Regions from separate parts of the Homo sapiens genome. Here region 1 is linked to region 2. The links are chromatin loops, found by intact Hi-C in ENCODE. Cell type or tissue: A673. All regions are shown on one strand. Links, peaks and the distances in the headings refer to the core of each region. The heading gives the core; the rest is flanking DNA. Region 1 overlaps NEK11 (NIMA related kinase 11). Region 2 overlaps NEK11 (NIMA related kinase 11).

What was found. Peaks named below come from ENCODE experiments on the same cell type or tissue, not always from the same donor. Only the 100,000 strongest peaks of a DNase experiment are listed, where the experiment ranks them.
Region 1: a loop joins it to region 2, with 2.9 times the contacts of the local background. A loop is called at or near these places in 4 of 110 quality-filtered maps.

What each region holds. Positions count from the first base shown.
Region 1 is chr3:131,028,586-131,044,834 of GRCh38, forward strand. It overlaps NEK11 (NIMA related kinase 11), which reads left to right. Exons shown (of 18, transcript NM_024800.5): 3 at 1,028-1,293. The coding sequence starts at 1,124. Among named protein-coding and RNA genes, the nearest start is that of NEK11, 9.8 kb to the left of the region's middle. RefSeq lists an enhancer at 13,890-14,700. In A673, for the core only: no CTCF peak of the experiment used is centred there; no DNase peak of the experiment used is centred there.
Region 2 is chr3:131,225,993-131,242,241 of GRCh38, forward strand. NEK11 (NIMA related kinase 11) reads left to right here. Exons shown (of 18, transcript NM_024800.5): 15 at 2,536-2,696. Among named protein-coding and RNA genes, the nearest start is that of NUDT16-DT, 150 kb to the right of the region's middle. In A673, for the core only: a CTCF peak has its summit at 5,881; DNase peaks (open chromatin) are centred at 6,119 and 6,949; H3K27ac peaks cover 1,179 bases.

The DNA of each region.
Region 1 (16,249 bases), core at 7,906-10,405, 190 kb before region 2:
AGATGGAGTCTTACTCTGTCGCCCAGGCTGGAGTGCAGTGGCGAGATCTCACTGCAAGCTCCGCCTCCTGGGTTCACGCTATTCTCCTGCCTCAGCCTCCCGAGTAGCTGGGACTGCAGGCGCCCGCTACAATGCCCGGCTAATTTTTTTGTATTAGACGGGGTTTCACCGTGTTAGCCAGGATGGTCTCGATCTCCTGACCTCGTGATCCGCCCGCCTTGGCCTCCCAAAGTGCTGGTACTACAGGCGTGAGCCACTGCGCCCGGCCTAAACAGTCCTGCCTTTCATAACTGCCACGTCTCATAGCTCCCTGAGGAATTACAGATTTATCTGTAGCATTTATATTCCACTGACATTAAATGGGATTTTAGGTTTGAATTGAATTTGTAACTCTTCCTGTTTTTAATCCAGAGAGATTATACACAATGTGTACAATAGGAACTTCAGAAACTAGAATTTGCTGAGCATGGGAAAAAATTCTCAATCCTTATCCTTCTTTGCATCTGTCCTAATAAATACAAAAACTGTGGTTTAACATCTACAGAAAAAAATAAATCTAAAGGAAACAGCACCTGCTAATTCCTTGTTTAATCCTAACTCACTCTTTGTAAACCAAAGTAAATATAAGGTGAGAAGAGGGCATTACAAAAAGGTTGATGCAGATGTATAGATTTAAGGAGGTGATAATGTTCTTGTATTTGGATTCTTTTATAAGTAGTTGGGGAGTATAAATCTTAAATAAATGAAGAGATTGCTCATTGTAAAACAGATGTACATCCCAGAAATTTGTGGAAAGTTGGCTATAATTCACTTCTGCCAAATTTCAATGTACAAAGGGAGGCTCTTCCTGTGAAAGATTGCCTTCTGGAATTTGTGGTATCTCTACCTTTTAACATTTTTTTTCAAGTTGTTAACCAATATGGTGTCAGTCTGCTGATCAAGGTGCAGATATCACTGCACTTAACACTTTTTGTTAGACATCGTTTAGCAACCTTTAGACCTGATCTTTTAACTTTTCATCTTTAAGGAACTGACCAACACTGGATGAATTTGACCATTTCTTAGGAGACTGGAATGTTAAGTTTCTATAAATGAATGAACCAGTTCTCTCTTGTTTGGAGCAATGCTGAAATTCCAAGAGGCAGCTAAGTGTGTGAGTGGATCAACAGCCATTTCCACTTATCCAAAGACCTTGATTGCAAGAAGATACGTGCTTCAACAAAAACTTGGCAGTGGAAGTTTTGGAACTGTCTATCTGGTTTCAGACAAGAAAGCCAAACGAGGAGAGGAATTGTAAGTAAAAATGCTTCCTATGAATCTTGAGTAGGCTGCTTTTTGTTTGCAGGTCTTAGCTGATTAGGAACATGGAGCAGGCCAGGTATGGTGGCTCATGCCTGTAATCCCAGCACTGTGGGTGGCCAAGGTTGGCAGATCACTTGAGGCGAGGAGTTCAAGACCAGCCTGGCCAACATGGCAAAACCCTGTCTCTACTAAAAATACAAAAATTAGCCAGGCAGGGTGGTACATGCCTGTGATCTCAGCTACTTGGAGGTTGAGGCACAAGAATTGCTTAAACCCAGGAGGTGGAGGTTGCAGTGAGCCGAGATCATGCCACTGCCCTCCAGCCTGGGCAACAGAGCAAGACTGACAAAAAAAAAAAAAGAACATGGAGTAATGTCCACTTTGCTCTTTATACCAAAGCAAGTATTTCATAAATATAGGTAAGCTCCCTAATTAATCTTTCATATTAGGTTTAAAGGCATTTCAGCAGGTGAATAAAGTATCCAAATGACCTAAAGAAGGGAGCTAGAAATGGGATAGATTATGTGAAAATAAGATGTTTGGGCATGCCACAGTCTCAGTGACAATATTACTTCCACTTAACTTGATTGGAACTTCTTGAATGAGAAAATAAGAATTGTTCATAATGACTATTTTTAGAAATGTTACAAAATGCAAATAAACAATTATTCACATTTGAGATGAATAGGGTATACCAAAGAAAGTAACAGTATTAATTTTCTTTGGGCTTTCCATGGCGAGGATTTTCAAATTCCGTAGTCAGAAAGCTGTCAGATTAAACACTTAAACCAAATGGACACTCCTATTTAAAATTAGCTTATGTTAATGACCCCCTTGTCACCTCGTCTCTTTTGATTATGATCGGACCCTCTACACTTTCATAGTAGAGAAAAACTCTTAATAGCTTCAGACAGTACCTCCCTTACAGATAAACCTCTAGTTTTTGTGTAAAGTTTTTTTAATTTGCTGCAGTGGAAAGTAAGTTGGAACTGAAGTTAGGGTAAGAAACTTGCCTATCAGAAACACAGGAGGAACAGAAAGCAGAAGGAAGAATGATCCAAGATATCAGCCCTTAACCCCAGAAGACCACATTTTCATCCCATAATATATTGTTTTCTTCTAAGGTTTTAAGGCTACTCTAAGTTCTTCCAGCTTTTGCCTATTGGATATTTAAGAGTGGATTTAAAATCAGTGTGATAAACACTTTTCTACATCTTCATAGGTCATAGGAATTGTAAAGGTAAATGTTAGTGATGTTACTACTTTGTTTTAAAACTCAATCTTTTAAATGGTCTCTGTCCAGAATTTTTAAAAGCTGTAATTATCTAGAATTTATAGTTTTTAGTCAATTTCTACATGAGGGATGATAAAAGAGCTGGCATTTTTCTGATGTCCTTAGAACATGCATTATGATTCCTGCTGAAAAGGATTTTTTCTCTTTAATCCTAGAGGTGCTCTTCTAGCCATTTAGAATAGAATGATAAATTTCTGACAATTATTAGATAACCTTTATGGAAACATTGAGAGTAAGACCTAAACCAGACCCAGTACTTCTAAAAACTACACTGTAGGATCATATCCAATTTTGGTTTCTTCAACTAATGAGGAATATGAAAAATTTTAAGATAATTCACAGGAGGACTAAAAAGTTAATTAAAAGGATGTAAAATAAGATGTATGAAGATCAAACTTGAAACCTTTAGACTTAAGATAATAAGTGAGTGGAGAGAGTGTGTTTGTAGTCAGCGGGGAAGAGAGAGAGAAAGAGAATGAGAGAGAAGAAAGGGGGCTGGGGCTGGTTGGTTGGCAAGTGATTTGTTAGTGATCTTTCTTGTACCTGAACCAATCTTAAAAAAACACATGACTGGAGCTGAAGATGGCAGACATGTTTGTGGAATGAATCCAGTGGTGAGGATAACGGACAAAAATCATTTGGCACCAGAAGGTCTAGTCCACAATCTCTGGGAAAGGAATCATTCATCATCAGAATCTAAAACATATTGCATACTGGCCACATGTGGCTTTCAGATGTCTTTTGTTTGGCCTGGGTAGTGTTTCTTTTTAGTAAATTAATCAGTTTTTTTTTTTTTTTGAGGCGGAGTCTCACTCTGTCTCCCAGGCTGAAGTGCAGTGGCACGATCTTGGCTCACTGCAACCTCCACCTCCCAGGTTCAAGTGATTCTCCCACCTCAGCCTCCCAAGTAGCTGGGATTACAGGCATGCACCACCACACCTGGCTAATTTTTGTATTTTTAGTAGAGACAGGGTTTCACCATGTTGGCCAGGCTGGTCTTGAACTCCTGACCTCAGGTGATCCTCTTGCCTTGGCCTCCCAAAGTGCTGAGATTACAGGCGTGAGCCATCGCGCCTGGCCAGTAGTCAGTATTTTTAAATGAGCAGCTCATATAAATTGAGCATTTCATCTTTTCTAGAAAAAAAAGATTTGGGAACGTTTGCTAACATCAGTTCCTGTGTAGCCACAATGGACTGCTAAAGCTAGGCAGCAGCTACTCCCTTAGACAAATTCCATATTCTCCAGTTAGCCACATTCCTACCTCTCCTTACTGTCTCTGGCATACAGCTGCATCACACCTTTCCACTACGTGCCGACCTTTGTAGACAATTGCTTTTGGAATTATTTGCTAAAATCAGAAAAAAGTATGAATGTGACTACTCACAAAATTCTAGAATGCTGTAATAGAAACAGAGCAGTATGGTGTCATTGTTAAAATCCCAGCTTTGGATGTGAACAAAAAGTAAAGCCAGGCCTGTTCTTAATGTGAAGTCTACATTCTGTACATTCCTAATCTGAGCTTTGGTTTTCTTATCTTTAAAATGAGTATAATACCTCATAGGATTGTAATAAGAATACGATATCTGCCTATTTATATAAGATTTAGATGTCACATTGCCTTGCTCATAATTATTCCTCAAAAACAGCACAGATTCACCTTAATTATAAACAATCCAAGTTAAAAGAATAATTAAAGGAAGCCTAAGAAAACTTTAGCTAATTACCACCCAATGACTGCAATTGGAAACTTCTAATAAATGGAAGGTTTTTCTGGATTACTTTTAAATGAGAAAAATTTCCCAAATAAACCAATCTGAAACCAGGCATGTAATTTAAAAAACTTATTCAAGATGTGTCTTGAGATTGTAACAATTCTGTTGTCATCTTTTATATCTCTGTGGCTGTCCAAAATAAATTGGTTCTCAGAATGTGAACCTTTTAGCTAAGATATCAATTCATCAGTGATTGTTATGTTTAATGCATATATGAGGCAGGAAACTAAACTCTTTTTTTTTTGTGTTGATACTGAACCATTAGTTTGTGAGCAAAGCACATTATTAGCACTACTCATTGTCCAAGCAATTTGACTAGATAAGGTTTTAAATTATGCTTTACATACTAGACCACAAACATAAGGAATTGGTTAATGTTAGAGGTGGCTAGAAGATGAATACTTTATACAGACTTCTATAATGGTATGAATGCTATTCCTTCAACACATCAGAATAGATATGACTTCCCTTTTTGTTTTGCAGATACACCCTTAACTTTTTGAGCTCATAAGGAAGGTATCAGACTATCCCTTGGTATCAGTGTTAAAGGAATGACAATAAGTTTGTAGGACTTATGACTAGTTTCTATGAAATACAGATTCATTATATACATTTCTATATTTAATCAAAGAACTTGACAAAATGGAACAGCTGTATGTACATAGTACTTAACTTTTCCGTCAAAGTATTGCAATTTATCATTATGCCACTTGGGGGCATCACTTTACCATTGACATTTTGCATACAGGGTGACCTTTAATTACAATGTAAATACCATATTCCTTTACATTTTTATTCACTTTCTGAATTAGCTGTGAGATTAAAATAAAACCTACAGTACAGACATTACACTTGCTTGATGCATGTTTGGAGAGTTTTCTTCCTGGCATAAATATTGGGCATCCCTTTTTTCATTATCACAGTAGAATAAAATTAAACTGTTAAAATGTATGGTGAATGAGATAGAGGTTTTTCCTTTATTATGCATCATGAAATTCATAAAACAATATTTGAGAATATTTTCTTTCATAATTATAGACACTCTAGTCTAATTATGTTGTCATAGTCCTAAAAAGATTGTGCTAGTTCTTATTCATTTTATTTTATAGTATTGTTAAATTGTCAAAGTATCTTTTCAAAAAATCAAACCCAAAAGATTTGATCAGCCCAGAAATTACTTTGGCCCTTAACATTAGCATAGTGCATGTAATTTAATAGAAAAGAGATATTAAGGAAATAGGTTTACCCTAAAATACATGATTAAACTTGTAATTAATCATGGCCACAGCTACAGTGAATTTCAACATTCATCTTATCAGCATAGAATGTTGGTTATAATGATTTTTAAAAAATTTATCACATTTAAGATATAGTGATCTTACTATGCAGAGTTGATTTTATGCTGTTGTCTGTTTTAGTCTGTCAACTATGAAGTATTTAATACAATTTAAATTTTTTTTTTTTGAGTCGGAGTCTCGATTTGTCACCCAGGCTGGAGTGCAGTGGCGCGATCTTGGCTCACTGCAAGCTCCGCCTCCCGGCTTCACGCCATTCTCCTGCCTCAGCCTCCCGAGTAGCTGGGACTACAGGCGCCCGCCACCACACCCGGCTAATTTTTTGTATTTTTAGTAGAGATGGGGTTTCACCGTGGTCTCGATCTCCTGACCTTGTGATCCACTTGCCTGGGCCTCCCAAAGTGCTGGGATTACAGGCGTGAGCCACCGCGCCCGGCCACAATTTAAATATTAGACCTTTGCTTTGGACTCAGCACGAGAGAGGAAACTGAAGCAGTAGGAGATAAGGCCTAGCCTTCAGGTGCTTCCAGTCCGGAAGACTATATCAACACACATAAAACAACTAGTATACAGTACAAGACAATGCTTAAGTATCTGTGTGGCAGGTTGCACTCGGAGATGTTGGAGTGGCTACTCCCTTTCCAACTCAATATTATCTTACTTGTTTCTGTGTACTATCTAACTTATGTGTATTTTCCCCTTGGTCCTATCCAAGTGCGTATCCAAATATTTTACCCCTTAACTGTGATCGTACACCTTGGTCTTTGTCTAAATATGGGAAAAATGGTAACAAGGAAATGCTTTATCTCTACAGAAGGCATTTTTTCCCCCTCTATCTCATATGTCTGCCTGAGATAAGGATCAGGAGTTAAATAGTAAAAGGCCTACAAGTCCTTAAAGAAATGGCCCTCAAGTCCAGGCTCTTGCCTCCTCAGAGAGCTCTTGGGTCTACATTAGAGTAGATTTTTAAAAGTCCTAGCAAGCTGATTTTCTACCCAGTTATGGAAACAAAATGGAAGATAGGGGGCCAAGAGTTGATGCTAGAATGAGTCATACTGACAACAGAGGGGAGTGGTCTTAGACCATAAGAGTAAGGGAGGTAGAAAGTAAGAAAAAGATAATTAAAAAACCCCAAAAGCCAAAAAAGTCTGGGTCCATTGTTGTAAAGCTCTCCATACTCCAGTTTCTACTTATAGAAATCTCAGACGTCCAGCCCTGTTCCAAAGTACTGTATTGAGACAGACTCACTAACTGGCATGGAGTCAAAAGGGCTCAGGGGTTCAGCCACCACCCTGGGGTCCAGGCCTCAGCTTTTCATATTCATACACCCAGAGATGGTCAGTCTTGGAGAGGAGCTTATATTAACTAAATCAAGACAAGATAGATCTATAAACCATGATTCCACTTCTTAATCTGGTTCCTAGGATGAACAGTACCTCCTCCTTTGTGCACCCTCCCACCATTTTCTGGTAGAAGTTCTGGAGAAGCTGTATATCTAATGAGAAGTGAAAATATAACCAAAATAAGCAGGTGGAATAATTGGGCAATTACTCGCTTAAACCAGGTAAAAGGTCTCTTCTAAGAACTTGACAAAATGGAACAGCTGTATGTACATTCTAAGTGGCTATTGTTGTGGGAGCCCTAAGACCCAGTGTTTATCTACTAAATAGCTCTGGATGCACCCCCATACAAATATTCATAGGGTACCTCCTTTCCCAATATTGAAAGTAATGTGTATACACTTTATAAAAAGTTCAGATGTGCATAAAGAAGCAGTAAAATAATCTATAATCCTGCCATCCAACCTGTGGTCTTTTCTGTATGCACTGACAAATATTCAGTCTTTTAACGAAACATGGCATTGGTCCTAGTCATTGCCTCTGAGAGGAGATAGGAAGAGAAGGAGACTTCACTTTTCACTGAACCCTTTCTGTGCATTTGGAATTTTGTATCATGTGCAAGACTGAAACAAAACAAAACCTATAAAATAAAGTGAAAAAACCCACATATTCATTCAACAAATACTGGTCACCGTTTACTGGTCATCTGGAGCTTGAGTCTGGTACAGTGATTCTTAACCTTGGCCAAACAGTGGAATCACAATATTTAGAAAGTACAGATGCTTGAGTCATACTCCAGTGAATTCTGTTTGGTCTGGGGTATGGCCAAGGATTTTTGAGAACTTCCAGGTGATTCATATGTGTCACTAGACTTGAAATATCTCAACTGGAGATAAAAACTCTACTTACATAATCATAAATAATTTTAGCTGCAATAACTTGTGAAAGAAAAATCTTGGTTCTTGTGAGGTACAATAAACTCATCTTTGCTTGCAGGATGGAAGGTTGGGTGAGGCAAGGCTTCCCTGAGAACTGTGAGCTGAAATCTGAAGAATTATTAAGAAGTAGCCAGTGGTTTTCACAATTTGTTGAGCATCAGAGTTGTCTGGAGAGCTTATTAAAACAGATTGCTTGGCTCCCCCCTACCCCAGAGGTTTCTGATTTAGCAGGTCTGGTAGGAGGGGCCTGACAATTTGCATTTCTAACAGCTGTTACTACATCTTAGAGGACTGCATTTTGAGGATCCTTGTACTAGGCAAAGGGATGGGAGAAGAGTTGCATTCAGTGTGAATGGCACTAAAATGGAATAGAGTTCAGTGTATATACAATCTCACATGCTTTTTTAAAGCAGGAAAATATAAGCATTTTCCCATGTTAGTAAATACTCTTTAAAAGCATCATTTTTAACACCTGCATAATAGTCTATGGCTTTCTTGTCATTTAACGGCCACTTGTTGGATATCTAGATTCTAGTGCCTTCTTTGAAGTAGAAGACTATTGTGCCTTTTAGCGTCCTCAGCGATTTGATGTGATGACTGGTTCAGCATTTTCTTCCTGTCAGTAGCATAACTGAAAAACTAAGGAATGCAAGCTTCGGTCACTGAGAAATGACAGGCATTCTGTGTCATTCAATGGAAGCATTTTTTGTGAGTTACAGCTACATTTGCACTGTAGTAATTAGATAAAAAGAACTTCATCCATTTTTTTTTTTTTTGAGACGGAGTCTTGCTCTGTTGCCAGGCTGGAGTGCAGTGGTGTGATCTCAGCTCACTGCAGCCTCCATCTCCCAGTTTCAAGCAATTCTCCTACCTCAGCCTCCTGCATAGCTGGGATTACAGGCACCCACCACCACGCCCAGCTAATTTTTGTATATTTAGTAGAGACAAGGTTTCACCATCTTGGCCAGGCTAGTCTCAAACTCTTAACCTCGTGGTCCACCTGCCTTGGTCTCCCAAAGTGCTGGGATTACAGGCGTGAGCCACCATGCCCAGCAGGAATAATAATTCTTACTAAAATGTGTGGGTTTTTGTAATATTAAAAATACACTTTCAATAATTCAGATTGTGACTGTAATTTCTGCCATTTAATAGCTGATCACCTTTAGCAAAGCTAATATTTATATATTGTACCTACTAATACCTATTTATGGATATTTCTGTCTGATTTATTTAATCATTTTAACATATCTTTACTTTCAATTTTGAGTCATTTTAAACAAAACATCAATAGATTTAATGAGTCCAACTTTGAACTCAATCTATGTATTCTTATTAAAGCTACTATTTCTATATTATGTCTAGGAGTTCTCTCCAGTGGTTATCTGTGATGGGATAGTGGGTTTATTGAGTGGGACGAGTTAATTTAATAGGATTCAGTGGTTTACGCCGTGGAGAGTTATGAAAACAATTTGGAAGAAACTAATGATTTCTTTCTATTTTGCCTTGCCAGACCTCAAAACACAGTTTCTTTCAGTTTCTCACAGTTAAAAAAAAAATCTTCCTGCTTATCTTTTAAGAGAAAGTATAACATGAAAGCATATTAAAATATTAAAAATTTTAATACTAAAATTAATATTAAAAACAGTTCAGATTCTCGGAATCTTGTGCTTAGGTTCCTCTAGGTAAATATAGAAAGAGTACATTTGAACTTGGACTTCACTTTGGGCTTTGTCAGTTCTCTGCACACAATAAGGTCAAGCCTCTGAGCTTCTGGCCATCTTATATTTAAAGTTTGGGAGATGGAATGGATAAGGAGAGAAGAAAATGCAAGGGCACATAGTTACTTTGATTAGTTTCAATCATGGTAATGAAGTCAATATTCTGAGATAAATGACTTTCCTAAGGCCGCTTTGCTGCATGTGTTAGCATAAAAGAATCCGTGTGCTTTCTATCTGGTTTTTAATATTTACAGATCAGAAATGACTAATAAAATATTAGAATGAGTAGGCTGCAGGGAAACCCTCAGTTTCTTTTTGGCTTAGGCAGGGGGCCAAAAAAGCCTCCTTTTAAGACTGAATTGCCAAGAAACATTTAGGAAGAAGACAACAGTTAGGAAGAAGGCAACAATACTCAAAAATTCTTCTTAAAAATAATTCTTTTTTCTTACATTACTGTTGTTTGAAAGAAAACAAAAGTGATGTATTTAAAATATTACAGCCGTATTAGTGTCAGCAGTAAAAGTATATTCAAATTACAATAGTATACTTGTTAGATTTTCAGACTTATTTAAATTTATCATTCCACTCTGTTCTTTCAATGTGTTGTTCTGGTGGATTTGTGAGTAGGGAAGCTAATGGTTTGGCTAACACTGAATGACATCCCATGAAATATGGAATAGCATTCTTCATTTAAATGTATGAGATAGGGGAATATCTAAGCTATTCTAGTAAATAATAGTAATAATAAATGTAATTGGATATGCTGATCCCTTTACATTGTCATTGTTGACTTCCTAAAATTTTTAAAGTGCAAGATTTTTGTGTTAAGCCTATTAAGTTATTGTATCTCATTTATTCAATAAATAAAGTATTTTAGGATGAGTGCAAAAAATGCAAGAGCAAAATTTGATGGGTGTAGTCTACCTTGTAGGTTTTTTTTCCTTCCCCTAAAAGGGCTTTTTTCATCGAGATGTTTTATAATAAAAAGTGAGCTGATTTTTAATAGAGTCCAGAGGAACCTCAATAACCAAATCCAGAATTCTTAATGGTTGATGAATATTAGAATATTCAGTCAGCTAACTTTAATTTCCTGACCCCAAAACAAGCACAACACCCTCAAGTATAATCTGTAACTAGCCCTTCTTGCTGTTGTTTCTACACAAGCAGCCTTTTGGGGAGAATATTTCCTCCAACAACTTTTGGTGCATCCGGCAGCCCAGCTCTCTTCCTGGCAGACAGCAGGCAGTTCCCTTTTACCATTGCTTACTTTAACTGGATCAGTTGAGGGAGGCATCTGTTTTACTCAGTCCTTTCCTTCTAAACCGATCTGGTTCCTTTTTGACGCATGAATGTCTCTCAAGAGTAATATAGGCAATTTTGGCCAGCACCCAACTTTATACCTATTTTGAACTGAAAATTTTAGTTGTGATATCATCCACCCTTAAGTAACTTGAAATGAGATATGTATATGACTTAAATTTAAAAGAAATGAGAAGGGGGAAAATTCTCAAGTTAAAATTAGTTTCTGGATCAATTTATTACTCTTCAACTGATTTTCCTGGGGAAAAAAGCTTAGTTGCCATAACATCCATGTTTAAATAGTGCACTTTGAGTGATGTGCATGACTTACAAGTCAACATGAGAGACAAGCAACCCTTATGTTAGTAATAGTTTCTTGGTCAGTTATTCCTAAGCTTGGTTTTTGGAAAGAGTAATTTGTAAATTTAATTAAGAGTAATTTGTACATCTATGTGGGAAATAAACATTGTTGGCACCAGAGTTCTAAAAGTAGTTTACTTCCACTAATTGTGCATTGTATAAATAATGTTATGTAGTATCAAAAATAAGCAGTTAATATTGTGTGACCTTTATTGCTTTAAAATACTGTGAAATTGAATTTCCATTCCGTAGTTTAACGAGAACACTTTTTATTTCTCAGATACTCTTATAAGCCCTAGTCCCTGCTACTCACGAATGAATAATTATGAACCTTTGACATGCTATAGAACATACTTATTAGTACAGTAGTGCTGTATTTATTTGGGTAGTTATATGAAAAAAAAAACACCCAAAGTTTTAGTTATTAAGAAAGCAAACACTAAGCCTGATGAAATGTGTGGGGGTGATGGATATGCTCATTATCATGATTGTAGAGATGGTGTCATGTTTCATGGGTATATACATATATCAAAATTTGGCAAATTATACACTTAAAATATGTGCAGTGTATTATGTCAATTGTACCTTAACAATTGTGTTTAGAAAAAGCAAAAACCCTGTACCATGATATATGAAAACCCTTAAGATTGTTAAACTGGCTGAATTTGCAGTTACTAATGATAATCATTATGAAACTTGATACTTTCAGCTGAGTGCTGCTTTTTAATCTTGGGTTCATACCAGCCAATTTTATTGTTTTTAGCTCAGAGAAAAATCATAGGCTTTGTTTTTGGTACCTTTATTGGGCAAGTGAAGAAGGAAGATCAAAATGTAGTTGATAATATTGTCCTACATACTAGGTTTCCAACTTTCTAAGAGTGGAAAATTTGGAACATTGAATTTCTGATTAGAATGTGTTTGGGTGTCAATTTTCTCAGTCTCTCCCACATGCAGCAGTCACTTAGCATTTTAATTAAAGTTTGGTTGATGTTTCCACTTCCCTATTAGTTTGAATTTTGAGAAACCCTTTAAAACCTAATCACTTAGCTATGGCTGCTTTCCTTCAGGGGAGATTCAAGGAAGATTTGTGGCCCCACAGCCCTTCATTTCCTCTCTTCTTTCTTTGCTTATGTCTTTCATCTCATAAGCCTCATACAAATGCATACACTGTGAGTTTGGGGATAATATCGGCCAATCCACTTTTTGCAATATTGGATTTGCTATTTGGTGATCAGCTGCTTTTAATTTATATTGCTATTTCAAAGACATTTTGGTGCAAAGATTATTGAGCTCTAATGAGTAGTTTCTATTATTTTTAGAATTGCTTTAGTAATCAAAATTACAGGAAGGATTAATGACAGATGTGAGTTGCAAGGCAGTTTAACATTACTTAAAAAATGAAACATTTGGGTGTTCCATATGAATTGGACCTGACACATATCTGAAATTGCATTTTAAGTAAGCTTTAAAGCAGTTGACTATTGAACTTGCAGGGAGTAAGTACATATTCAAAAGGTTTTGAAAACTGACAACAGTAGATAATTTCCCACAGATAAAGCTTATTTTGGCATTATTTTGCTAGCTCACATAACCATAAAAACTCTGTGTGTGTGTGTGTATGTGTATACATACGTAAATATATACTCACGTATATATATGTGTGTGTGTATGTGTGTGTTTAAGGTGTGTATATGTGTATGCATTTTTTAATTGGACAGTTTTTTAGTTCAACACTAGTTTCAGCAGCAAAAGTTGTGTTCAGCTGGTAATAATATCCCGTTCTGATGGATGAAGAGGCAAGGGCTCAATATTTCATAACTATACTTGGACATGAACTCAGTATTGAGTACTTGGAAGTACTCAGTGGAGACTTCTACTTTATAAAAATTCAAAAGGCGATTCCAGGGCAAGATGGCCGAATAAGAACAGCTCTGGTCTGCAGCTCCCAGCGAGATCAATGCAGAAGGTGGGTGATTTCTGCATTTCCAACTGAGGTACCTGGTTCATCTCATTGGGACTGGTTAGATGTGGGTACAGCCCACGGAGGGCGAGCAGAAGGAGGGTGGGGCGTCACCTCACCCCGGAAGTGCAAGGGGTTGGGGAGCTCCCTCCCCTAGCGAAGGGAAGCTGTGAGGGACTGTGCCATGAGGAACAGTGCATTCCAGCTCAGCCACTATACCTTTCCCACAGTCTTCACAGACCAGGAGATTCCATCAGGGGCCTACACCACAAGCGCCCTGGGTTTCAAGCACAAAACTGGGCAACCGTTTGGGCAGACACCCAGCTAGCTGCAGGTTTTTGTTTTTTGTTTTTTTTTTCCCTGTATCCCAGTGGTGCCTGGAATGCCAGCGAGACAGAACTGTTCACTCCCCTGGAAAGGGGGCTGAAGCCAGGGAGCCAAGAGGTCTTGCTCAGCGGATCCCATTCCCATGGAACCCAGCAAGCTAAGATCCACTGGCTTGAAATTCTCACAGCCAGCATGGCAGTCTGAGGTCGACCTGGGATGCTGTTGCTTGGTGGGGGGAGGGGTGTTCACCATTACTGAGGCTTGAGTAGGTGGTTTTCCCTTCACAGTATAAACAAAGCTGCCAGGAAGTTCAAACTGGGTGGAGCCTACTGCAGTGCCACAAAGCCGCTGTAGCCAGACTGTCTCTCTAGATTCCTCCTCTCTGGCAGGGCATCTCTGAAAGAAAGGCAGCAGCCTCAGTTAGGGGCTTATAGATAAAACTCCCATCTCCCTGGGACAGAGCACCTGGGGGAAGGGGCGGCTGTGGGTACAGCTTCAGCAGACTTAAACGTTCCTGCCTGCTGACTCTGAAGAGAGCAGCAGATTTCCCAGCACAGCACTCGAGCTCTGCTAAGGGACAGACTGCCTCCACAAGTGGGTCCCTGACCCCCGTGCCTCCTGATGGGGAGACACCTTCCAGCAGGGGTCGACAGGTACCTCACACGGGAGAGCTCTGGCTGGCATCTGGCAGGTGCCACTCTGGGATGAGGCTTCCAGAGGAAGGAACAGGCAGCAATCTTTGCTGTTCTGCAGCCTCTGCTGGTGATACCCAGGCAAACGGGGTTTGGAGTGGACCCCCAGAAAATACCAGCAGACCTGCAGAAGAGGGGCCTGACTGTTAGAAGGAAAACTAACAAACAGAAAGCAATAGCATCAACATCAACAAAAAGGATGACCACGCAAAAACTTCATCCAAAGGTCACCAACAGCAAAGAACAAAGGTAGGTAAATCCACGAAGATGAGGAAAAACCAGCGCAAAAAGGCTGAAAATTCCAAAAACCAGAATGCCACTTCTCCAAAGGATCACAACTCCTCGCCAGCAAGAGAACAAAACTGGATGGAGAATGAGTTTGACAAATTGACAGAAGTATGCTTCAGAAGGTGGATAATAATGAACTCCTCCGAGCTAAAGGAGCGTGTTCTAACCCAATGCAAAGAAGTTAGGAACCTTGATAAAAATTAGAGGAGTTGCTAACTAGAATAACCGGTTTAGATAAGAACACAAATGATGTGATGGAGCTGAAAAACAGCACAAGAACTTCATGAAGGAAGCATACACAAGTATCAATAGTCAAATCAATCAAGTGGAAGAAAGTATATCAGTGATTGAAGATCAACTTAATGAAATCAAGTGTGAAGACAAGATTAGAGAAAAAAGAATGAAAAGTAATGAACAAAGACTTCAAGAAATATGGGACTATGTGAACAGACCAAATCTACATTTGATTGGTGTACCTGTAAGGGACGGGGAGAATGGAACCAAGTTGGAAAACACTCATCAGGATATTATCCGGGAGAACTTCCCCAACCTAGCAAGACAGGCCAACATTCAAATTCAGGAAATACAGAGAACACTGCAAAGATACTCCTCAAGAAGACCAACCCCAAGACACATAATCGTCAGATTCACCAAGGTTGAAATGAAGGAAAAAATGTGAAGGGCAGCCAGAGAGAAAGGTTGGTTTACCCACAAAGGGAAGCCTATCAGACTAACAACAGACCTCTCTGCAGAAACCCTACATGCCAGAAGAGAGTGGGGGCCAATATTCAACATTCTTAAAGGAAAGAATTTTCAACCCAGAATTCCATATCCAGCCAAACTAAGCTTCAAAAATGAAGGAGAAATGAAACCCTTTACAGACAAGCAAATACTGAGGATTTTGCCTTACAAGAGGTCCTGAAGGAAGCACTAAATATGGAAAGGAGAAACCGGTACCAGCCACTGCAAAAACAAACCAAAATGTAAAGACCATCAACACTATGGAGAAACTGCATCAACAAATGGACAAAATAACCAGCTAGCATCATAATGATAGGATCAAATTCACACATAACAATATTAACCTCAAATGTAAATGGGCTAAATGCCCCAATTAAAAGGCACAGACTGGCAAATTGGATAGAGTCAAGACCCATTGGTGTGCTGTATTCAGGAGACCCATCTCACGTGCAAAGACAAACATAGGCTCAAAACAAAGGATGGAGGACTATTTACCAAGCAAATGGAAAGCAAAAAAAAAAAAAAAAAAAAAGGTGGGGGGGGGGGTTGGAATCCTAGTCTCTAGTCTCTGATAAAACAGACTTTAAACCAACAAAGATTAGAAGAGACAAAGAGGGGCATTACATAATGTAAAGGGATCAATGCAACGAGAAGAGCCAACTATCCTAGGTATATATGCACCCAATACAGGAGCACCCAGATTCATAAAGCAAGTTCTTAGAGACCTACCAAGGGACTTAGACTCCCACACAATAATTGTGGGAGACTTTGATGCCCCACTGTCAATATTAGACAGATCAACAAGACAGAAAATTAACAGGGATATTCAGGACTTGAACTCAGCTCTGGACCAAGCAGACCTGATAGACATCTACAGAACTCTTCACCCCAAATCAACAGAATATACATTTTTCTCAGCACCG
Region 2 (16,249 bases), core at 4,805-7,304:
ATAAAGAAAAAATGGGAGAGCAAGAGGGAAAAATATGAATGAGTGAGAGAATGAATAACTGTCAAAGGGACAAAGAGACTCGAGAGGGAGAGGAAGTAGAAAAGAGTGGGGAAAGAGGGAGAATGGACAACTCAGAGAAAGAGACACAGAGATTCAGGGAGAGTTGAGGGTGGGCAAGAGAAGGAAGACATCATATGGTTCTGTCTTTCATTCCACTCAGCAAGCACATGTCCCTACTTGATGGCAGAACTGGAGATCTCTCAGGAGATTTTAGTTTTCATACACTTCTCATGCTGTGATTCTCTTGTCGTTCTCAGTGTAAGTAAAATGAAGATCTTTATTAACATGGCTTCTAGTCATTACAGCAAAAAGACACCTGCACGTTTATGTTTATCACAACACAATTCACAATTGCAAGGATATGGAACCAACATAACTGCCCATCACTGATGAGTGGATAAAGAAAATGTGGCATATATACACCATGCAATACTACTCAGCCATTAAAAAAAGAATGAAATACTGTCTTTTGCAGCAACCTGGATGGAGCTGGAGGCCATTATTCTAAGTGAAGTAACTCAGGAATGGAAAACCAAATACCATATGTTCTCACTTATAAGTGGGAGCTAAGCTATGGGTACACAGAGGCATGCAGAGTGGGATAATGGACTTTGGAGACTCAGAAGGGAGGAGGGTGGGAGGGAGGTAAGGGATAAAAGACTACATATTGGGTACAGTGTATACTACTCGGTGAGGGTGCACTAAAATCTCAGACTTCACCACTACAAAAGTCACCCATGTAACCAAAAACCACTTGTATGCAAAAGGTATTGAAGTTCTATATGCATGTACATATGTGTATAGGTATGTTATATATATATGTGTACATACAGACACGTGCAGGTGTCTTCTTGATATAATGACTAGAAGCCACGTTTAATAAAAATAATATATATTATTTCAATATAAATAATAAAAATAATAAAAACTATGGCTTCTCCATAACAGTATTCTATCTCATCTGTTGCTCAGCTGAAAATCAGTGATCTGAACTGATGTGAAAAAAAAAAATACGCTGTGTTGAAATTGCTGAGAGAAGGTATGAGATCCCTAGTACACTGCTTTCTAAGGAACTGGCAAAGGCAATTTTGAATATATGTAATTTTTGTCTTTTGAGCTGACTAATTTTTATTCTACTGTACAGCAGCCTTTTATGTTTTAGTGGGAAACCATAGATAACAAACACATTTTAACATCTTCTATTTCCAGGGAATTCTACATCCATTAAGTATCTTACTTTCAAAGGATTCTGGACTCATTTAATGAAAAGCCCATTTGTACAGACTTGGAAATTGAGTGAACATTTGTATGAAACTTCCCTGCATACCGATGCTTTCATGAGAATTCTATTACTCAATCTCAGCAGCCACTCTACTAGATTACACTTATGTTAATTTTATCACAGAAATTGGAGCTCTGTGAGTTTAAGTCTCTTGCACAAATTTTCATCTAAAAAGTGGAAGAGCTAGATTCTAGCCTTGATTTTCTGACCCCAAATTTCATATTTTTCCCACTAGACCAGAAATAGCAACAATAGATTGAAAAATAATGTGTTACAATTTGGAAGAAAAATTTTAATTTTAAGTCTGAGTATGGTGCAAAGTCTAAAATGCCCATTGTTTTGCTGCAGCTGAGTATTCTAATTTTCTCCTCCCCCAGCCCAAGGGTAGTTGTTTGGGTAGTTCTTTATTTCTAGCCCCCCATTAGTAAATTATATTGTTATGCTTTCTTGTGATCCATTCATGGCCTTTCTTCACTGAAGATTGTTATAAACACCAACTTTATTCTAGTTACTAACAATGTTGCATCAAGTAACTTGGGTAGATGCTTATTGTCATCAGCTTAGGTGGGTATTCTTTTTTAAAATAAGTGCTGAATGTAAGGTTGAGTAAGTAGGACCCACCAGAGTGAACTCCATCTCAAAAGCCATCATTACCTGTTAGAAAAGAATTGTGTTTTTCCCAGCTTGCCAAAATGATGCTGCTATATATCCTATTCATCTTGTTTGGTCCTACCAGTAACATTTAAAAAAAAAGAAATATCTAGGAAAAATGCTGTGGTAGTTTTGCTCCAACTTCCTATGCTAAAAACTTTATGTGTGTTGTGTAATAGGACCCTTCAGCCAGGACATCTTGTCCTACCTTTGCCCCTAAATTTCCTCATTTTTAATAAGGATTCATGCCTCCAAATGTCAAAATGTTAAAGCATATTATTTATTCTTATTTAATGATTTTTTTCTTACCTTCAAACGGTAGTTGCTAATGGAAATGTTCCTCCTTTCCTCTACTGGTTTTATTTTGCTGAGTGTTTATTACATTCAACCAAATACTTCCAGGAAGCTGAGATTCAGCTCTACACTCCATGGAAGCTTTGTCAACGCAAGCAAAATATACATCCCTGTGAAAAGATACAGTATTCTTACCTCATTATAATTTTAATAACTGGTAGTATCTGACTGTTTGTTCATTATTTCAGAGATCCCAGAAGACCCACTTGTGGCTGAAGAGTACTACGCTGATGCATTTGATTCCTATTGTGAAGAGAGTGATGAGGAGGAAGAAGAAATAGCGTTAGAAAGACCAGAGAAAGAAATCAGGAATGAGGGATCCCAGCCTGCTTACAGAACAAACCAACAGGTATGTAATGCTCCCTGTCGGAAGCCATGGAACTGTTCAAGGTACTGATTGGACTCTCCCAGAGAAGAAAGGAAGTCTTATAAGGTGAAGTTGGGGACATGGGGAACAGGGTTATTATAATAGCTACTTGTGGTAAGTCTGGCTTTTCAAGGTCCAGAGGCAGGCAGGGCCCTATGGAATTTGGAGAATCTGATCTGGACCATGTTGATGGGGGAAGAACTGGAGCATGCTGCACTTATTTGGGGGGTTGGGAGATGGCACACACCATATTCCCACTGAGGAGGGCTTCGTATACAGCTATTGAATTAAAAAATGCAAATATCTCTTTAGCAGAGAGAATGGCACTTTTTATATACTTTTCTGTCTGGTAATCATATTTTGGGGTCATATTCACAAATTGAATGCAAATAAAATTTGTAAAGACTGACTTAGTTTTGGGGATCAGAACCAAAGATCCTGGGCTTAGGGGATAATCTGTCTAGCTACTTTTAGCCTCTGAGGACACATTCTTGCTTAAGTGGTGAAGTCTCTGAGTATATGCCCTATGCCCTTGTAGTAGATCTCTTTTAACTATAGCAAGATTAAGCCTTATATGGGCCATAGGTCAAGAAACACCCCTGACATGTGCTTTCAGTGTTGAGTGTCTGCAACAGAGGAATAAAAAGCAAGAGGCTTATGAAGATGAAGGGGAAAGCTTTGGGCAATGTGCATACATACCTTCTTTTCTTCTTACCTTCCAATCCTAAACTTCCATGAGTTACAGAAGCTTTTGTTAACTGAGAACCATGCAGCTACTAAAATAAAAGTCTACCAAAGGGCACCTGAGTGAAGACTCAGCTAGAGGAGATGATTTTTGGAGTGAAGATGATTCACTCCAAAAATCCATTCAACCATTTTTAATAAAGACTATGCAATATATCATAATATTCAATCCATTCAGCCACTTAAATCCATTCAACCATTTTAATAAAGATTATGTGTCATAATATTCAATAAATAAAAGCAGTAAGAAGTGCTCTCCAATTTGATATTAAGAGAGAGAGGCAAGTGAAGGGTACAGGTATGGGGCCAAGCAAAAAAAGGGATGAGATAAAGAGGAGAAAGAGATGAAGAGAAAGGATTAGAGAGAGATAATTTAGGAGACAAATACATGAAGAGAGAAACAAATACATTTGGAGAAAAATACAGCTAAAGGGGGGATTCAGAATGCCAAAATAAAAACTTAGCTTATACCGTTTCCCCATTTTTTTCCAACGGAATCTGGAAAACAACAGCACCTCCTACCACAAATCGAAAATATAATTTCTACTACCTTCTGAGCCACTGTCATAAACAACTGTAACGGATATTATTGCAGCATTACAGAGCCTTCATTCTGGGCCTATGGTTGCAAAACACATGATATGCAAAATACATACAGTGCTCAATTTTTGGTCAAAGCATCAAGCGGTAAAATTTTAGCTACTAATATTCACTTAGAAATGTTTTTTAAGAAAATAAAACAGATTTAGAACCACATGAATAAAATACTATATGGCAAACAGCTCCTAGGTCAGGAAATACAATTTTTCCAGTCTCAGAATATCCATCTTTGGCACTTAGAATATAGGGTTGGAAAACAGATTGCTTGCATGTCTTTATAACTTGCAGTTTGCGTGACCTTGTTCAAATTACTGAACTTCACTGTGCCTCAGTTTTCTAATCTGTAAAGTGGGAGAATAATGGTTTCTACCTCACAGAGTGGTTTTGAGGATTAAATGAAGTAATCAATATAAAGTAATTAGAATAATGCTCAGAATTTAATAAAATACTTCATGAGATATTAGCTATTATTATTATGAAGTTACTCAGTCAAGGTATCCAGTACCTCTTTATGATACTGCCAAAACTCCTTAATGTTAAAGTGAGATTTTCTAACTTGCTTTTAAGTAATTTTTTAAAAATTCCTTCTTATTAGTCTTAAGGCAGATGATAAACATAAGGGCAGCAGTTTTGTTCTCTGGGTTGTATATCTATCACATGTTACATGACAGATTGTGATTGATTTTAAGTAATCTATTGGGACAAGATGCTAAGGCCTCTCATATGGTTTGGCTATATCCCCACCCGAATCTCATCTTGAATTGTAGCTCCCATAATTCCCATGTGTTATGGGAGGGACATGGTGGGAGATAATTGAATGATGGGGTGGTTTCCCCAGTACTGTTCTCATGGTAGTGAATAAGTCTCACGAGATCTGATGATTTTATAAGGGGTTTCCTTTTTCACTTTGCTCTCATTCTCTCTTGCCTGCAGCCAGGTAAGACATGGCTTTCACCTTCCACCATGACTGTGAGGCCTTTCCAGCCATGTGGAACTGTGAGTCCCTTAAACCTCTTTTTCTTTATAAATTACCCAGCCTCACGTATGTCATTATTAGCAGTGTGAGAACAGACTAAATACAGCCTCTCACATACATGGTGGTATTTTGTCTCACAAACCCTGTTGGGTAGTTATCTTATTCCTATTTTCTTTTTTTTCTTTTTTTTTTTGAGACAGTGTCTCGCTCTGTTGCCCAGACTGGAGTGCAGTGGCATGATCTCTGCTCACTCTAATTGAGGAAAGTTAGTTTCTGAGAGAGGTGTAGCCTTCCTGCGGTCACGTAGCTAGGCAAGGATCAGACTCATGCCTCAGGCCCACATCAGTCACATTCTCAAGTCAATGTTTTTGCTACTATAGAATATATATTGACCTAGAATGGACTTGGCATAAGGGAAACAGAAGTGTTGCCAAGTCCATTCTAGGTCAATATACATTCTATAGTAGCAAAAACAATACACAGTAGAGCAATTTGTATAGATTAGCAAAAAATAGAGTAATTTGTTTAGAGTAGCAAAAACAATTACACAATAGAGTAATTTGTATTAGAGACAGGTAATTACAACCCCATTTGTTTTCTTCCAGTAATTCAATGTAGTTTCTCCTTCCCCAAAGGTGATGAATGTGGACTCTTCCCTTTCAGGTTATTTTCATTAGCAACATACAAATTACACTACAGAACTCAGTCATGGTCAACTTTGTGAATTGAGAGAGACCTGCTGCCATCTCTCAGATTGGCCTCTTCTCCCCTTTCCCTGGTCTTGCCCTGGACCTCTGAGTGTGCCAGGGTCTGCTTAGATGGTCATCACACAAATGCCTTCTATGTGTGTAATCAGATCAAAGTTGATTCCCCTTCCTTTAGATGGAGCCAAAGTCACATAGTTATTTTGATGAAAGAAGTGCTTTCAAAAAGAAACACAGCCATGGACTTCATTGAGATTGATTACTGAGTTCTTTGTGCCACCCATGACAATCTTTTTAGTAGCAGTGTCTCCAAAGCAGTTTTATTAAGCACCTAATTGCTGATGATTGCCAACTGTTTCTCTGCTGTGATAAGCACAGCATCAATAAAACCTTTATCACAAGCCATTATCATATTGTTGATGGCTCCTCTGCCAAGTCTGTGGTCACTGAATTGGAGCCAGCATCTTAGATCTCAGGAGAATTGAGTTTATAGCTGCCGTCATAACAGGGTTCTCCACAACACTTGTGCAACCTGTCACTAAAAAGTGTTTTATGCGCTCTAATGGACATGGCTTAGGGCTACAGGCTGACGAGTGTTTTCACAGACTCTTCTGTCTTTCCTTTGCTGCCTTGACTATCATTTTTCTCTCCAAGACTAATAAATGGCTCAGATGCATCCAGTAATACACATACTAGGTGGACAATAATGACTCGACACAAATCTTCCTCGGAAGGGCTTTGTTTAATGAATGTGGCTGTCACTGAGGCTTGTTTTAAGAAGGCTCTTCAGGACTATGGTGTTTGTTCTTCCTAAGATGAAAGGCGGCAGAGTTCCACTATTCCAGTTAATTCTGAAGTTCTCAATGCTTTTTCCCCAAATCATTCAGAGGTTTTGAAATTCTTAGGAAAAACAATTGATTTTCTTCTTGGAACATTGTCCCGGGGCAGAGAACTGGATATGCGATAGGCAAGGCCTGAGATTCTGCTGAGGACCCTTGGATCTGATTGTCATGATGGTAGGTGCCTCCAAGAGTTCCTGCTGTTAGTTGAGTCATTAGTTTAATCAGATCATAGTAATGATAACAGTAACAGCTAGTATTTCCAGAATCTTCATTCTATGCTCGGTACTTTGCATGCTGTGTCAGTTCAGGTACTCCAGGAAGCAGGTGATGAGACAGAATTAGAAATAAAAAGGAAATTCCTATCAAGTAGGTGGGAGGAGTCTTAAACCATACTGATATATTTGAGGGGAAGGAAGGAAGGAAGGAAGGAAGGAAGGAAGGAAGGAAGGAAGGAAGGAAGGAAGGTTGGATGAGAACCTCAGGCTGCAGTGCAATTCTGATAAAACCTTGGCAGGCAGGCTGGCAGGCAGGAAGGAAGGTAGGGAAGGAGGGAGGGAGGGAGAGAGAGAGGGAGCAATTGGATGGGAGCCTCAGGCTGCACTGCAATTCTGAAAAAGGTTTGGCCCTGTCAAGAGGGAGCGCAAGGTGTGTTGCTGGAGTCCAGCACTGCGAAAGAATGGCCTGGCCCTAACTTCCCCATAGTGCTTACATTGCCTGGGAGTTGCCTGGGAAGAGCAGGGCCTCAGCGTGGACCCTGCATTGGATCCCGAAGGTGTTGTAGCCGAGGGCTGTCAGATCACTAGGCTCCTTGCAGCAGGGTCTATCTTGAAGGGACTTGTAAGTGGCAGATCTCATGGCTGTCACAGGTGTATTATTTCATTTAATTCTTGCAACAACTCTGATGCATATATTCTAGATGAACTGCATCAAACTAGAATTTAACTGGCTGGAATTCAAATAAGGGAGAAGGCAGAGATAAAGGAGAAGGTGAAGGTAGGAGAAAGGAAGGGATCATGAGTTAGGGATTTCATGTGACTTTTACTGAATGCTCCAGAGTCAAAATGAGCTGAGAGATATAAATCCAGTCCCTCTACTGCATCTCAGTTCCTGCATCTCTCAGACTGTAAGCCTCTTGTTGCTTTGAATTATTGTTGTAGACTTCCAGTATTTCAGATACATATTTTTCACACAATCTAGTCCCTACGTGCAAATCAGCTATTTCATTTGCTCAAAAAAGAAACAGCAGTGGAGGATATTTCAAGTGCTGACTTTAAAACCTAGGTCCCTTGAAAGATACTGTTTGTGACATCCTAACTTCACACAAGAGGAAACTGAGGCATAAGGAAATTAAGTTACATCTCCAAGACCACACAGCTAGTAAGTAGCAGAACTGGACTGTATGAATTTATTTTTAGCCTCTGCTTTATACAGTCTTTCCTCTGCACAACAATTAGAATTGCTTCTCCTCCACTGATGATAGAGTAAATGCGTTAGGTGCAAGGGAATAGCTGCAGGGCCATTGCATTATCTGGTACTCTGGCAAGACCTTTTTACTAAACAGAATGACTGTGCTATGTACAAGGCAAAATTTAAACCAGTTCCAGGAAGAGTGCTGAGTTATGAAAAGTAAAACAAAAAAGACCCAACATCTCTCATCTGTTATGGGATACAGATTTATCTCCTCCTACTATGTCCTTTTCTTTTTTAAGATAAGTTGCCAGAACTGTTGAGTCCCAGTAGTGGGACTTATTTGCCTGTTATTTTTACATGATCTGACCTAATTAATTTACCTTCATACTTGGGAAGAAACACTTTTTGTCTTAAATCGACCTTAGAGGTCATCAGTTCTAAAAAGCAGACTCCCAGCTGTTTCAGATTGTCGATCATTTTTCCATTAGCATTCCGCTGGCCTGTGTCCCAGGCTGTAAAGCCATCAGCCTTGCTACAGTGTTAGTGGATACTCCCAGTTTGGTGTGTCATTCCTTCTAGGTGATGGGCCTTCTGTAGACTGTGTGTTGCTCAAAGGAGAGACTTTGAGGTGACAATTTCCACCCCTACCCCCCATCCCAGCCCTCATTTCCGTCATGATTCTTCCCCCTTCTCTCTCTCCCATTTCTTGTCCAGATCAAAGCATAGCTCATTGCTAGTCATATTAGGACCAGTCAAACCTTGCTGTGGAATACAGCACAGTGGGGTTTGTTTTTTTTTTTACATTATATCACTTACTTCTCTTAACAATTTGATATACTATTCTTTTTTTTTCTTCTGGCCTTTATTTTATTTTAGGTTCAGGGGGTACATGCGTGAGTTTGTGGGCTTTGTAGGAGGCTTAGTCATTAAGTCTTTAAAATTAGGTCCATTATAGGGTTTAGGATCACACCTACATTTTTCACCCCAATACCAAAGCATGGAGAAAAAGGAGAAAGGCAATAGGGTGAAAAAAGGGCAAAGCAAATCTGAGCAGGAATGCAAAGTGTCTGAGTGTTCCCTTCAGTGTGAAGATGGAGAGGTCACCAGCCCCACAGTCTCCCTTGTTGGTGGCTGATCAGAGGTCCACAGGTCAATGGGCAAATAAAGGGACGGTGACCTTCACTGTGAGATGCCCTGTGCTCCGCTGTGCTGCTCCTGGAACTTTGGGGTGAGAGTGGTGAGACACAGCTGATAAGAGTAGTTGCAGTGGACCCTCTAGTGCTTTTCTCTCCAACAATCTTCTCCCTCCACTACCCTACATTAATCCCTGTTTCCCTAGCTATCATCAGAGCTGAGGTGCCCTGACCATATGGTGCACAGAAACCCTGCAAAAAATATGAAAACCATCCTAAACAGCGTTGGCAAACAGAAAAATACAAGTCCCATCCAACTGTTTTGTGATCAGAAATTTATTTTAATTTTCTGAATATTTCATTCACCTAGACAGGGAGAGTAAATACCATTTCATGGTGTCCAGCCTGGGAGGAAAGGGTTGTGACACATGGGGGCCATTGTTGGGGGTGCATTGTTCCCACATAACCTGGTAATCTGAAGGCACAGGGGTCTATGTCATCCCTGGGAAAACACCAGTCATAATAAGACAGAGCTACCTTGCAGCATCCAGGTGTTGTGCCAAACCCTTTACATGCCTTATCCCATTCATACTCACAGCACTCAATGCAATTAACATCTCTCACCATTTACAAATGAGAAGACTATGAAACAGACAGATTAACTAATTTGACCTAAGTTACCCCATCCAATGACAGAGCTGGGGTTTAAACCAGCAAATATTCGTTGTACCAACTATTAGGAATTTGGAGTAAGTATAGAACTTAATGTAGAAGTTGGTAAAGGAGAAGAAAAGGAGATTCTTGGGACCTAAGTGACAGCTCCAAAGTGTGTGAAAATGGACTATGAGCTGATGATTTAAAATCATGTTTAAATCACAGGGCTACATTTTTCACTTACTCTGTGGGATTTAAATAAAAGTAAAGCTAAAACTAGAGTTAAAAATAGAAATCTGCAATAAACAACTGTGTATCACAATGACTATCTTTTGGACTGAAAAATTCTTGTGTTTTTGTGGCAATAAACCTCCCTTAAATTGCAGGACTTTCTTCTCTAGGCTATTGTATGTATAGAGTGGAAAGAGATTAAGTAGTTAATAAAGAGCAAGTGGAAGGATTGATTAGAGGTAGCTTTTCTTTCACTGTGCTGGAATTCTAGAAATGGATTGTTGCAGAGGGAGTACAGGCCTCACCAGTTCCTGGAAAATCCATTGCCCTGTTTTGGGTAGGTGTTACGTTGCCATTCTATCAGCCCTGCTTTTTTTTCGTCTCTTTATCCTTTACATTTCTAAACCGTAATTCTAAATGTCTTAAGAGTTCTGTCATTGGATACCTATGAATGTCTTTGAAACCCTAAAGCAATCCCACAGGCATTGACTTGCCGAGAACCTGGGCATTAATAAGAGACAGCTGCAGTTAGAAGGTTTTAATAATGCAGAGTAAACAAGGCATTAGCAGTGAAATGTGGACACGTTGACAGTCACGTTTCAGCAATTCGGAATTCAGTGAAAGAGGCTTTTAGTCTTATGGGAGCTGTGGGGGCTTGTTGGCAGTTTGAGTTTTGCAGATGTGGCTCTGTGTTCCTATCACCGCACACACTTTAAGGCAGAAGGCCACCATCAGTAGTGAGATAGGAGTTACGATATTAGCTTCCTGATTTCAGGGAAGCCCTCACAAAGGTGCCATCAGCTCTGTCCTATGGCTTTGTGCTAAACGGCATCTTCTGCCTTCCTATGAATTATGAATGCATATAAGCAAGGGCTTGGCTTCTAATGAGTTCAAGCTGAGATGTGAAAGGTACATCTGAGTGTGAAGAAGATGGATAAGGTCACCTTGGTGTTTTGGTTTCTGTAACTTAGTGACATTTTCCAGGGCTGTTCTGGACACCATTTGTGGGAGAGTAGATGATAGTTTAAAAATGCAACTTGGAGAAAAAAGTAGGTGGGGCTGGGTACATTGGCTCATTCCTGTAATCCTAGCACTTTGGGAGGCTGAGGTGGGAGGATTGCTTGAGCTCAGGAGTTTGAGAGCAGCCTGGGCAACATAGTGAGACCTAATCTCTACAAAAAAATTTTAAAATAGCTGAGCATGGTGGCATGGTGGCACTAAGCTACTTGGGTGGCTGAGGCAGGAACATCACTTGAGCCCAAGAGGTTGAGGCTGCAGTGAGCGATGATTAAGCCACTGTACTCCAGCCTGGGCAACAGATGAGACCCTGTCTCAAGAAAACACTTTTAGAAATGCAACATAGATGAGTTACTTTTTGGGTCATTCATTTATGCATCACATATTTGAATGGTCTAAGCACTGGGTATATGGTAGTGAACACAATAGACATAGTTCCACCTTCATGGGATCTCACTCAGCCTTACATATTTACATAGTATTTATTGATTGACATCTCCTAAATGTGTGCCTTCTATTCTTCAGTTCTATTTTCGCAGAACTCTAGACTTACATATCCAGTCTGCCTGGGAGTGGGGTTAGGAGTCTCTAATAGACATCCTGAAATAAGCATGTACGAAAGAACTCTAGACTCACATATCCAGTCTGCCTGGGAGTAGGGTTAGGAGTCTCTAATAGACATCCTGAAATAAGCATGTACTAAAGTTAAGCCCCTCATATACTCTACCCTCAGTCCAAATTAGCTCCTCCTGAGCCAACCTCGACTGACATCCTTTCACTCACATTCATATCCAATCCATAAGCAAAACCTATTGGCTTGACCTTTAAAGTATACTTGGAATTTGACCACTACTTACTACCTGCATTCCTACTGCGAAAGCCATCATCACCTTGTCGTAGCTTCTTACTGGTCTCCTACTAACCCTCCCGTCTCATTCAAAGCAAAGAAAGGCTTTTCAGTACTTCATCATCATCACCTCACTAAGCCCCTCTCTTCCATCAACATGAGAATTGTCCTCACTCACTCCACCCTTCCAGTTTCTGGAACACACCAAGCATGTCCCTGGCTTTGGGAGCCTTGAATGCTCTTCCCACCAGATACACAAATGATTTGCTCCCTCCCTGTCTTCAAGTCTCTGTTTATATGTCATCTTATCAGGGAGGACTCTGACCACCTTATATGAAATAGCTTTCACTGGACTGAGAATCCCCTCTTTCCTCTCCTACTTTATTTTCTTCCATAGTCTTTATTGCCGTCTGAGTGGCCACTATTGCTTATTCTTTTATGGCCTGTCTCCCTCTGCTAGAATGAAAGCCAGTAGAGCAGATATTCTATTTTTTTTCACTGCTATATTCCCAGCACCTTGAACAGTGTTTATCACAGAACAAATACTTAGTAGATATTGTGGAATACGTGAATGAATGGATGCAGTGTACAGTCTAGTGGTACAGGTAGCCAATTAGCCAGGACACAAACAAAGAAGTAAGAGCAACTAGAAAACAAAGAAGCTGAAGTGATAGAGGAATGGGCATTTGGGGTTTAGGGAAGACCTACTAATAAGGGAAGTCAAGGAGAATTTCTAGAGATTGACTTTTCAGCCATGACCTGGAGGATGGAAAGGAGCCAGCCCTTGATGGGACAAAAGGGAACTGGGAGAAGAGTGCTTCACAGAGAGGGAACAGAGAGTGAGGGAAAGCTCCAGGTCATGAAAACCTGGGCGCGTTCCAGAAACTGCATAGTGAGCAAAAAGATCATAGTGAGCAAAAAGATCTTGGGGATGATAGAGATATTCTTTACCTTGCTTTAGGTGGCATATACACAGGTGTATACATTTTTGAAAACTCATAGAATTGTACCCTTAAGATCTTGCATTTCACGATGTGCAAATTTTATCTCAATAAAAATAATGCATCATTAATAATTACATCAAAAAAAGAAAAACTACAAAAAAACTACAACAGAGTTGCAATATTCATGTAGATAGATGAGCTCTATAGGTCTGCAGCCTGCATTGAGGCCACTTCCTGGCTGCTTGTGGACAGTGCCTGGCCACAGCTTCAAGAAGGTCTGGATACACTCAAATGAAGCCTCTCAGGAAAAAAAAAACATGGGTCCAGAGTGACTCTGGGTGAGGAGGGAAGAGGAAGAGGGTTTTGCATGATTTGGTGGGATTTACTTCTCTATGGGATGGCTCTGAGAGAAGAGGTGACCAAGAGGTGAAAGAAATCAGCCCGTTTATACCCTAACATCTGTTGACATAAGGTTGACTGAGGACGTGCCTGGGGTCTGAGCAAGATGAAGCTCAGCTGAGCACTTCTCCTAGCTGGGGCTGTGATAGAAGGTTATGCGTACTCTACTCTATATATACCTTTATAGGTCTATGCCTGCTCAGGATTGTTTGGCAGATGGAGGACATGGTGTCAAGCCTGGCAGCACAGCATGAAAGCAAAGCATGCATGCATCCATTCTCACTCAGAGCAGCTTTCAGCCACTGGAAACATAAAACACTTCTGTAGCTCTGAACCCATCTATGTGTGTGTTGATATGTGCCAAGCCTTCTCTAGATATGCCTTCGGGAGTCAGTATAGCCTACCAGCCAGGAGAGTGCTGAGGGTGCTAGATGTAGACAGATGGCTGAGTTTTCACACCTTCAAGGTGAAGGAGCAGTGAGCAAAAGAATAACCTTTTGGGAGACTCTCAAGAACATCTAAAGATAGATATGCAATCTCTAAGGGACTGCTGGTGCTCAAACTGAGCTCTCATCCCAAACTAAGTTCTTGTGGCAGCTAGGTAGCTTTCATTCATTCATTCATTCATTCATTCATTCACACAGTCACAATTCATTTGTTACCAAACAATATACATAATATTATATATAGTTATCATTTTACAGATATCATTCCCTTAGTTATCCATTCAGCTTCAATGAGAACTGTGTAAATGGTTTTCACTTACCTAACTTTCAAACAAAACCCTGTCATTGGTTTTCCATCTCCAACTCTTTAAGTTTCAAACTTGGTCAATATTTTTCTTAACCAAATCATTTATCTATTGTTTTTAGTCAATGTAATTTTTTTTTCCCTTTAACTCATTTAGCGAGAGCAAGTTCACTGTGGATAGTGGAGGAGGGAAGAATATGGCATCTTATGTCTTTAAGCCTTGCCTTCCTCTGGCTCCTTTCTCAGAATCTTTATCCACAGAAAGGCTAACTGTTCTTAGACTTGGGAAAAACAAACCTCTTAGAACTAGGCTTCTCCCATGAGTGGGTTTTTATTGGTTTGTTTCCTAATAGGTGTGGCAAAACCTCTTTCCTACCTTGCTGCACCTTTTTCACTGGAGTTGGCTGCAGCTTGGACAGTACGCCACAACCAGAGTCTCTTGGATAAGTGACTGTCAGCAACAGCTTGAGAAACAAACTGTCAGAAAAGGATTATTTTTCTCCAAATGGGAGGCTAAGGCTTCATCTCTCTTCCTTGTCTTTGTATACATTTGACACATAATTGGTTTTTGTTGTTGTTGTTGTTGTTGTTGTTAGAAACAGGGTTTTATTTTTGAAAACAGAAAAAGCAAACAATATTTTAAAAATACAGTCTATCGATGTCATCATATTTGGCTTGGAATACACAAGAATCCAGTGACTGAAATGTCTGTTCTAAAAACATAAACATTTTCTTATATCAGTTCCAACCCCTTTTAATTTAATAAATATTTTCTGAATGAAATACAACTGGATAATGAAGTGACACAGTTTTTTTCTTGTGAATTGAATCTTTCGTTATGACTAGCTCTAAGTGAGGAGATCATCTGGATTATTTTGTCAAACAACTGCCTGATAACTAAATGAAGATCTACATGGTGTGATTTTTACAATCCTGTGAAGACCCCATCTGACTTTCTCCTTTGAGATTGCCTGCTTGCTGCTGCCTAAACTTTTCCTATTAGAAATTAACTCCTCTGATATGAGGTCATATGCCTTATGAAATACAAATATCCTGAGAGAGATAACACATAAACTTTATCAACCATTTTTGGTTTTAATGGATCTGTCATATCTCTTCTTGACAGAGAGCATATTTTAATAGATAGGAGAATGAAAATAAATATGAAGGCATATATTAGCTCCTTGTGAAGAAAATATACTTGTTGGGAAGTGCAGGAGTGTAGAGAAAAGAGTAAGAGCAGAGAAAGAGGAGGGTTTCTAAATTGTCATATTCCTTGACCCAGTAATTCTATTTCTGATGGGCCAACCTAAAGAAATAACAATAAACATGAAACAAAGATGTATGTGTAAAGATAGTCATTGCAGTATTCTTTAAAACAAAATAAAATGAAAGCAATCTAGATGTCCAATGATAAGGGTATGGATAAATACATATGATATGCCTTTAGGGAGCAATGGTCCAGCCATTAAAATTATGCTTCTGAAGAATTTTTAATAGCGTCAGAAAAAAGTCTGAACAATATTGTACATTTTCTGTTTGGAAACAGAAAAACCAAACAATGTTTTTAAAATGCAGTCTATTGATGTCATCATATTTGACTTGGAATACCTGAGAATGCAGTGACTGAAATGTGTGTTCTAAAAACAGAAACATTTTTTATATCAGTACCAACTCCCTTTAATTTAATAAATTTAATATTCCAAACAATATTGTACAACAGTACATTGTACTGTTTTTTTGTGTATTTTATGTATAGACACACATACCGTACATATATAGTATAATCTCAAATATCTAAAAGATAGGCATGCATATAGCATACATATATAGTATGATCTGAAATATCTAAGAGATAGATGTATATAGAAAAGACTGACTATATATGTTTATGTGTGTGTGTTTGTATTAATAGCAGTGGGATTTGGGGTATTTATTTTCTTTGATAATTTTCTATATTTTCCAGATTAAAAATAAATGGGAATTGTTAGAGAAAACATTATTTTCAATATTTGTATTTTGACATTGTCTAAAAAGGGAGATTCCTTCAGATATGATAGTTTTTTCCTGTGGCTGCTAGGCAGGCATTGATAGTTATCATGTACTTCATGGATCTGACTGGACCTTTTGAGAACAGCTACCATTCCTCCATAAAAGCAATGTCTAATTCATTAGTGAAATGACTGCATAGGTTTCTGAAAAAAAATGTGGGCATTTGACTAAACTTGAATCTGTGGGACAGTTTTTCAGAATTGAATCTTACAAGATATTCCTCATGTCTCTA